Linked DNA regions of Homo sapiens: region 2 is linked to region 1. Evidence: chromatin contacts called from ENCODE Hi-C or POLR2A ChIA-PET data. All regions are on one chromosome and are shown on one strand. The core of a region is the stretch at or near the end of the contact, and the rest is flanking DNA. Distances in the headings are between cores, read along the strand shown. Region 1 has its middle 47 kb from the start of GPM6B. Region 2 holds the start of GEMIN8 (gem nuclear organelle associated protein 8).

What was found. Hi-C counts contacts between places; a loop is a spot of excess contacts on that map. ChIA-PET counts read pairs that join two places held with the same protein, here RNA polymerase II (POLR2A). Pooled maps may share reads with other maps.
Region 2: a loop to region 1 is called in a pooled map, with 2.5 times the contacts of the local background. The contact joins the promoter of GEMIN8 here to the enhancer-like site in region 1. A Hi-C loop is called at or near these places in 1 of 168 maps with a recorded cell type or tissue (GM12878), 10 of 37 single-sample maps with no recorded cell type and 8 of 50 pooled maps. POLR2A ChIA-PET finds 5 or more read pairs at or near these places in 2 of 52 experiments (MCF 10A and WTC11).

Annotation. Positions count from the first base shown.
Region 1 is chrX:13,861,847-13,866,067 of GRCh38, forward strand. It overlaps a transcript of GPM6B not described here. Among named protein-coding and RNA genes, the nearest start is that of GPM6B, 47 kb to the left of the region's middle. Within about 2 kb of position 1,730, at least 2 of the 41 ENCODE cell types and tissues checked have a DNase peak (open chromatin) inside an H3K27ac peak, as active enhancers do.
Region 2 is chrX:14,028,059-14,032,279 of GRCh38, forward strand. GEMIN8 (gem nuclear organelle associated protein 8) reads right to left here and starts at 1,834. Exons shown (of 5, transcript NM_001042479.2): 1 at 1,719-1,834. RefSeq lists enhancers at 1,423-1,923, 1,924-2,424 and silencers at 1,801-2,000, 2,035-2,174.

The DNA.
Region 1 (4,221 bases), core at 480-2,979:
TCCCTCCAGAATCATAAGCCAAATCTGCACACATTTGTATAGACACTTTTCAGGGAAGAGGGTTTACAACTTCTCACCAGATTCTTCAGGAACCCACGATCCAGAAATGGTAAGAATCAACAGTCCAGTTCATCTGGCTCAGTACAGCTCAGTGGGTTAAATCTAAAGGTAGAGGTGAGTGTGAATGAGTGTACGAGTGAGCATGTAAATGTGCGTGGGTGGGGGTGCAGGGGGTGTAGTGACAGGGTCATGGATTAAGTTCTTAAGTCAGTAGATGAGGCAAAAATGCCACGGTCTATTAAGTGGATCTTGGTCTTTGGAGGCTCAAAAGCAACAGCAACAACAACTACAACAAAAAACAACAACAACAAAAATAACGCTTCCGGTTGGTTTTCAGCTGTCACCCTTGCTTCCTGGAAGCAAGGTAGTCAAGACCCATGTTGAAAGAGGGGAGAGACAATGGGGTAAACCACTGGCCCTTCTCTCTCTTCTGCTGAGATCATTCACGTGCCTGAGTTTGTGAGAGTTAACTACACACGTCAGGATACTCACTGGAGTCAGGGAATGTTCATTCTGATGACACCAGAGTGCTCAGCAGTCTTGGCTTCTGTGACTTCTTAAAAATCAACCCATGGCTTCCGCTTTAAATCCCAAACACTATTTTCATAACATTAGATGACAGGAGCAACAAGGTGGGTAGGTGGGCAATATGAAGCAGTGGTAATACATAGAAGTCCATTTTAGAGCTTTTGGAAAATAAGCAATGAGAAAAGTATTATGAATATGAACCCTTCTCCAAGAGCTGTCTCTTTCACTTCTGATTTGTGGAAATATTCTTTACTATTTTTTATTTTTATTTTTTGATACAGGGTCTCTACCACCCAGGCTGGAGTGCAGTGGCACAATCACGGCTCACTACAGCCTTGACTTCCTGGGCTCAAGTGACCCTCCCACCCCAGCCTCCCCAGTAGCTGGGACTACAGGTACATGCCACCATGCCCGGCTAACTTTTGTGATTTTTTTTTTTTTCTGTAGAGATGGGGTTTTGCTACATTGCCCAGGCTGGTCTCAAATTCCAAGGTTTAGGCAATCCTCCCACCTTGGTCTCCCAAAGTGCTGGGATTACAGGTATGAGCCACCATGCCCAGCTGGAAATACACTTTAAAAATTGGTATAATTGTAGAAAGACACATAACCTTAAAATAATCTCCCCTCTCATCTCTCTTCAATACCACTAATATTTTGCATCTTGGATAGGCAGTAGGCAGAATCTTCAGGAACAGCATCCTCCTCAGTTCTGTTCTGATAAAGGGTCTTGAACATTTTTACATATTCCATAAATAATTTCACCAAAACACCCTCCGGGGCAATCTTTGAAAAATGAGCAGCAAAAGATACAGATAATTTCACACAATCTTAACACATTTCATTTCTGGATAAGAACAAATGTCCTATCCACATGCTAAGACTATTGGGAAAAAAAATTTACTGAGCTGCATTTCAGTCACTTGGGTCAGAGTAACTGTTTCTGTCTCCTATAAAAATGGTAGATGACAATGCCACACGCACAGTGGTTTCCAAGACAGACTCAGTGAAAACTATGCTTGAAGACAGCAGGGATTCAGCCCCAGAGAAAACCACAAAAGCTATCACACCACAAGCAAAAGTAAGCTAAGAGTAGTTATTCAGATACCAAAGTGGCAATTGTGTGACCTTTTTCCACGCTGGCTGCTTCCCAAGGCTCATTATGAGAAAGGTTGTTCTTTCTCCCTTCTGAAATGAATGCAGCTTTTGAACACACTTTCTAGTTCCATTTGGTCCCAGAGCCGAGAGATTATTTTAACCATGATCTCCTAATGGGAAATTCACTCACTTTCTTCCCACAGAAAGACTGCCTTGTGATAATTATAGCAGTTTTCAAAACTCCAGGATGTGTGCATTTTGAAAGGAAAGGTCTTTGGCAAAACAACAAAGAAATAATTTCTTTTTGGTCCATTCTGGTCCCTTTTCAAGTCTGCAGTGAAATGGTGAAAGGAATCAGAGAGAAAACACTCATGTTGCAGTTTCATAATTTGTATCATAAGTGATAATCAAATCAGTACTTTCGTGAAAGCAATTTATGATATCTTATTATATTCAGAATTGAAAACAAATAATAGCAGGCCATGGTTCATTTTTTGTGGAAAGCAGTGAGAGGTTGGTGAAGACAAGAGAAAAAGTTGTTACAGATTGAACCAACAGAGTAACATTGAAAAGGTCATCTGATGCTTGATTCTCCCACTTTGTAGTACAAAGGACCATGGGAAATCTGCAAGAGCCTTGAGGAATCTGAAAGAATCGATGCTGTCCCTTAACCTTCTGCCATCTCTCCAAGGACATGCAGAATAATGTAAATAAATCAGCGAAATAGATCTGCAGTGTCTTATTCAGCAAAAAAGTAGAGTCGCTGATTCTGAATCGCCTTGCCTAGCATTGCTGCCAATTCCCTCTTGTAGAAAGCACGTTAGGGGGGATGCTGCACTAGACCCAGTGCAGATCCCCCTTGGGCACCAAGTTGGGGAAGTGAAAGGAATCTTGGGAGGACACTGACATGACTTGCACATCAGGTGGTGGAGCCGAGGGGCTGGTGCCCAGGCACGTGGGGCACAGCAAAGGGAGTAGCTCTGACTTCAGCATATTGCAAACGTTCCAAAAATGCAGATTAGATTCCAGGGTTGGAGTTTTTAAAGGAAGGCTGCTTTAGAGGATTTGGATGATGTCAGAAATGATGTTCTGGAAATATACTCACTCATCGGTGAGCCCCACAGAGAAATGAAAGGGAGTGCAGGAAGTTAGAGTGGCTTATGGGCATCACCCTTCCCACATACTGTGTATGAAAGACAGAGAATGGCATGAATTAAAGAGTAAACAAGGATTTCAGGGGAGAAAGTCAGAAAGGTGTGCTTCCAACGTATAGTAAAGTACAGGTCCCCACTTATCCATGAGGTATACATTCCAAGACCCCCAGTGGATGCCTAAAACTGCAGATAGTAACAAACCCTATATACAGTGTTTTTCCCTGTATATACATACAATAAAGTTTCATTTATAAATTAGGCACAGTGAGAAATTAGCAACAATAACTAATAATAGATCAACTATAACAATATACTGTAATCAAAGTTATGTGAATGTAGTCTCTCTTTCTTATCTTATTGTTCTGTACTTACCTATTTTGGACCACTGTTGACCACAGGTAACTGACACCATGGAGAGTGAAACCGTGAATAAAGGGGGACTACTGTATGTGATAAATGTGGCAAAGATTGCATAGTGAAAAAGCTGGGAGGCATCCAACTTGGTCATGAACAGGCTCCACAACTTGGAAAAGTCACCCAACCCTCCATGTCACTAAATGCAAGTTCAACTCTGCTTCTTTGTTTCTAAAATACAGGTAGTAAACTCACTAGCTCACAAGGTGGTTGTAAAGATCACATGCACATGCGGGCACTTTGTAAACTGCAAAGCAGTTCATGACATTGTGATAAAAAACAGCAAAGAGGTCACGGGCCAAATTCACGGATTTATGTTTCCATTACAATAGGCAAAGAAAACCCCATTCTCAGCCAGGCACGGTGGTTCATGCCTGTAGTCTCAGCACTTTGGGAGCCTGAGGCCGGCAGATCACTGGACCACACGGTAAAAATCCATCTCTTCAAAAAAAAAAAAAAAAAAAAGAAAGAAAGAAAGAAAAGAAAAGAAAAAAAAAACAAAGAAAAATATTAGCTGGGCATGGTGGTGCACACCTATAGTCCCAGCTACTCAGGAGGCTGAGGCAGGAGGATCACTTGAGTCCAAGAGGTCAAGGCTGCAGTGAGCTGAGATTGTACCACTGCTCTCCAGCCTGGGTGACAGAGCAAGACCCTGTCTCAAAAAGAAAAAGTAAAAATAAAAAATGAAAGAAAAAAACCCCATTCTCTTCTGCACTTTGCTTCTGACTGCTTGGATAAAAACACAGACTACTATTCAGCCATAAAAAAAACAATAAATCCTGTCATTTTTGACAACACGGATACACCTGGAGGACATCATATTAAGTGAAATAAATAAGCCAGGCCCAGAAAGACAAATACCTCATGATCCTGCTTGTATGTGGAATTTTTAAAAGTTGAGCTCATAAAAGTAGAGAATTGGATAGAAGTTACTAGGGGCTATGGAGGGTTATGGTGAGGGGAGTTAGAA
Region 2 (4,221 bases), core at 584-3,083, 170 kb after region 1:
TATTTCAAATTTACTTTTTTCTATAAACATATTCACGGTAATTCCATGTTAATCTCTCTTTTCTGAATTTATAGGCACTCACTATGCCTCATTTACTTGGGCACTTACTCAGTTACCTGTAGGCATGGATTCTACAATCTACTCCTTTTAAGTTTCCTATTTTCCTTCCAGCATAAAAATAATAGCTAATATTTCATGCTCTTAGATGCTGCTGAAATTGTTGAGCTTGTCTGTTGTTTCCTGATAACGTTCTCTCCTCCTGCATCTACTCCCCAAAATCTCTGAGGACCTAGTAACTCAAAAAACTGACTATAAAGCACCAAATCTTTTCAGGAAGCAAATATTTAAATACATTATGTTTTCAAAGATCTTTTCAATTCATCTGATATTTGATCAACTACATTCTTTTTTCACTTGTCCAGCTGTTCCGTGGCTGAATTTCCTCTTGTAGAGAAGTTGTTCAAAAAAAGTTCTGTACCTACTTTGCAAACTCTCCAATTTACACTCTAGCCTTAACTGTTCAAAACTTTCCCCCGTCATTCTCATCTCACCCTATCCTTTAAAAAAAAACCCAAAATGATTAATCACCATCTATAGAACAGTTTCAGAATGAACATTTCTCTCTGGAACTTTAGTTTGTATACTTCCCCAGCACAGCAATGAACACACAGAGGGGATTTATACACCTGTGAACTTGCTTTCAGTTATGCTTATTCCAAGTTACTAACCAGCAGTCTTTAAAAATATATGGTTTCTGTTCACATTGAAATTACAAAGAGACTGTTATTCCGATAAATTATGCTAGCAAAAATAGTATTTTTAAAGGGTAGCTCTCATCCTACAATTCATGGGGGCTGTGAGCATAAATAATCCTAGAAGTGTTGCGTTACTAATCTTTAGTCTAGATTTTTTAAGTAATATTGTTCTGATTTGAGATGAAGAACAGCTGAATACACAGCCTAGCCTGTCAAACGAGTTTAAAAACATCATTCCTGAAAAAAATAAAATTGTTCAGAACCATCTGATCTGTACTAAGGGAACATCAAGATTTCAGAGCTAAAATGCACTTCGTTGGCCACTGGTTCAATTACAGCTCATTACTGATAAGTGGGCAGAGACACAAGGCCCATAAACTGTAGGCGCCAGATGTCTCAAGATAACTCCCACCAAAAGCTGACCTCCTGCAGAGGTTAAAGTGCAAGAGAAAAGAAAGAAACCCGAATTTTTGAGCAGAGAGGGCAATATCCTAGACATCCTTCAAGTATGTGGCTGTCCTGGGCGATCTTCTATTCAGATACTGGACTGGATGGGCAAAATCCGAATTCACCTACAGACCTTAACACGGTGGTTCTCGGCACCCCAGAATCACCTGGGCAGCTTTAAAAACTACCGATGCCAGGGCCCCACTATTAGAGATTCTGATTTCATTGGTCCGGGATGGGGGCCCGGGGATCAGAATTCTTAAAGAGTCGTCCAGTGATTCGGAAGCACTGCAGAGCTGAGAGCCTCTGGGACTGGTCCCCTCTCACAATTAACCTGCAATGATTTAGGAATCTCATGGGCCTCCGGCCCCACCTTTTGTCGCGGGATTAAGATAATTATGAGAGCAACGTGACGTCCAAGACCTCGGCTCTCTGCGCATCAGAAGAAGCCAGGGCCCGGGGCGTCTAAGCTCCTCCCTCACTCCCCAAAGGAAACCCAGCCGTCCCCGAAGTCACCTCGTGGGCGCGCAGCTTGCGGATCCTGGGCGTTGGCCGCGCAGGGGCCTAGTTTTCCTTGGAGAGACAGAGGGGGAGTGGGGGACGCGAGGGAGGCGGCTGTTGCCGGGGCGACTGGAAGCGCGCTTCCGGTGCGGAACACGTGGCGTGGCGCGGCGCGCCGGAAGTCCCCCCCTGTGTCGCGGACGTCACGTTCGCACCGCAGGCGGTGCAGTGCTGGAGGCCGGAAGCTGCCTGCTAATCGGCTACCCCGAGTGGAGCGCCGGGGCGGCAGGCGTGGGATGGCTGCGGGTGGCGGGGCCGGCGGAGAGGGAGCTGCACCGGGCGGGGCACTGGGACTGTGGCGGGCACCCGCGCCGGGGGTCGGACGGTGCTTCTGCACCGGCGAGATAAGGGTCGCTTCTGCACCGCCCGGGTTTCCAGCCTTTAACTTTTTGTCCTTTCCTCAGCTTTCTTCGTTTTCCTTCCCTTGTCTTTACTTAGCCTTTTCTTTCTTCCTTTCTGTTTTCTTTCTTAACTAAAACAGTTTTAGTTTCTTAATTTGTCCCAGCGTAAAACACCCAGTCTTTGAAAATAGATTAACCCAGATCTCAGTTTGAGTGCGAGTCCAGTGCTAAGTTTGTAACTTCCCCAAGCCTCGTGTGTCTCATCTATAAGATATGCATAACCTAATGCAGAGTGCCTGATGCATTGCAGCAGACAAAACATTAGTACTAATATGTTTGTAATTATAACCATCACAGCAATACCTGCCCTGTTAACATTACAAGAGTCATTAACAAGAACCAAGCATAAACAATTAGAAGTCTTACGTGACATATCATTTCTGGGGCAATTACCATATTTAATACTTTCTGGGAATTTATTCCAAGGAAAAACAGGTACGAACCAGATAGATGTTTATTACAGAATTATTTTAAAAAGTGAAAATTGGAAAAGACCTAAATGCCCAACAAGGAAATGGCTAAGTCAATTGGGTGGTATTAATGACGTGACATTACTGTATTATTCCTGGACTACAGAAGAATTAAAATGGTATAGAAGAATATTAACTTTAACAAATATTTACTGGATGCCGGCTATGTGCCAAGTATTCTATGTTAGCGCTGTCCATTGTAACCACTACATGTGGCCCTGAGAACCTGAATTGTAGTAGTCTGAACTGAGATACACTGTAAGGGTAAATTACACTCTAGATTTTGAAGAAGAATGAGAAAAAGAATGTAAAATACCTCAATTTCTTTATAGTGATAACATCTTAGAGAAGGACTATTGAGGTTAAAGACTAAAATTTGATCTTTATCTTTTTACTTTATTAGTGTGGCTACTAGAACATTTAAAATTATATATGTGGCATGCATTGCATTTCTATTGTACCGTGGTATTCTATTTACCGGATACACAGTAGTAAACAATACAGTTTTGGGGCTCATAAAATTAAATCTTTTGTGTAGAACATAGACAATAAGCAGATAAATAGAATTGTATGTTGTGGTGAGTTATATGAAGACAGTATAGCAGGGTAAGGGCCAGAAAGTATGTGTATATAGAGGGGGATTATTTTAGAAAAGATTATTCCTCCACCTCAGAAAATGGATGTGGGAGGAAATGAGATATCTATGGATAGAAGCAGGAGATGGTAGGAGGGTGAAGTCTTATGGGAAAAGTCAGGTGTGGATTGAGACAGATAAGTCAGATGGGGCCTGGTGCAATCTCTACCTCAAGGAAGAAGCCAGCATCTAGAGAGGCAGGAAAGAAAGATGGAGAGGGGTAAGATAGGGAGAAAGAGCTTAGGGGGTTCCTGGGAAAGGCAGAAGGATGCAGGCCTAGAGTGGATATAGTTCAGGTAGAGTGATTCCTGGTTCTATGAATGAAAAAATACAATATATATGGTATACTATGGCATTAGATAGAATATTAGTTGGCTGCTGTCACAGAGACCCAGAAGAGGAGTGGCTCAAACTGTTGAGAAGTGTATTTCTATCTCATGGCAGTCTGGGTGTAAGGAGTCCAGAGTATGGCAGCTCCACCTGTCTCATAGCTCCACCCTCCCTGGTTTCTTGCCTTGGCCCACATGGTCCAAGATGGTGCACCACTGCACCTTTCAGCCAGTGGGAAAGAGAAAGCCAAGGGCATGCCCTTTCCCTCTAAGGATTTCTCCACCTTGGCACTATTCACATTTGGGGTTGGATAATTCTGTGTTTTGGGGGTTGTCCTGTGCATTGTAGGAGTTTTAGTAGCATCTCTGGTCTCTACTCACAAGATGCCAGTACTGTCTCCCAGTTGTGACAGCCAAAAATGTCCTCAGACATTGCCAAATGTCTCCTGGGCTGGGGGAGGAGGGGGCAAAGTCACCCCCAGTTGAGAACCACTGCTTTAAGAGTACTACCCAGAGGCGGCCCACAGCACTTCTGATCACTTCCTACTAATGGCCTGAACTTCATTACTTAGCCCTCCTAAGGGTGCAGGAGCTTGGAATTGTCTTTTTCAGATGGCCAAGTGC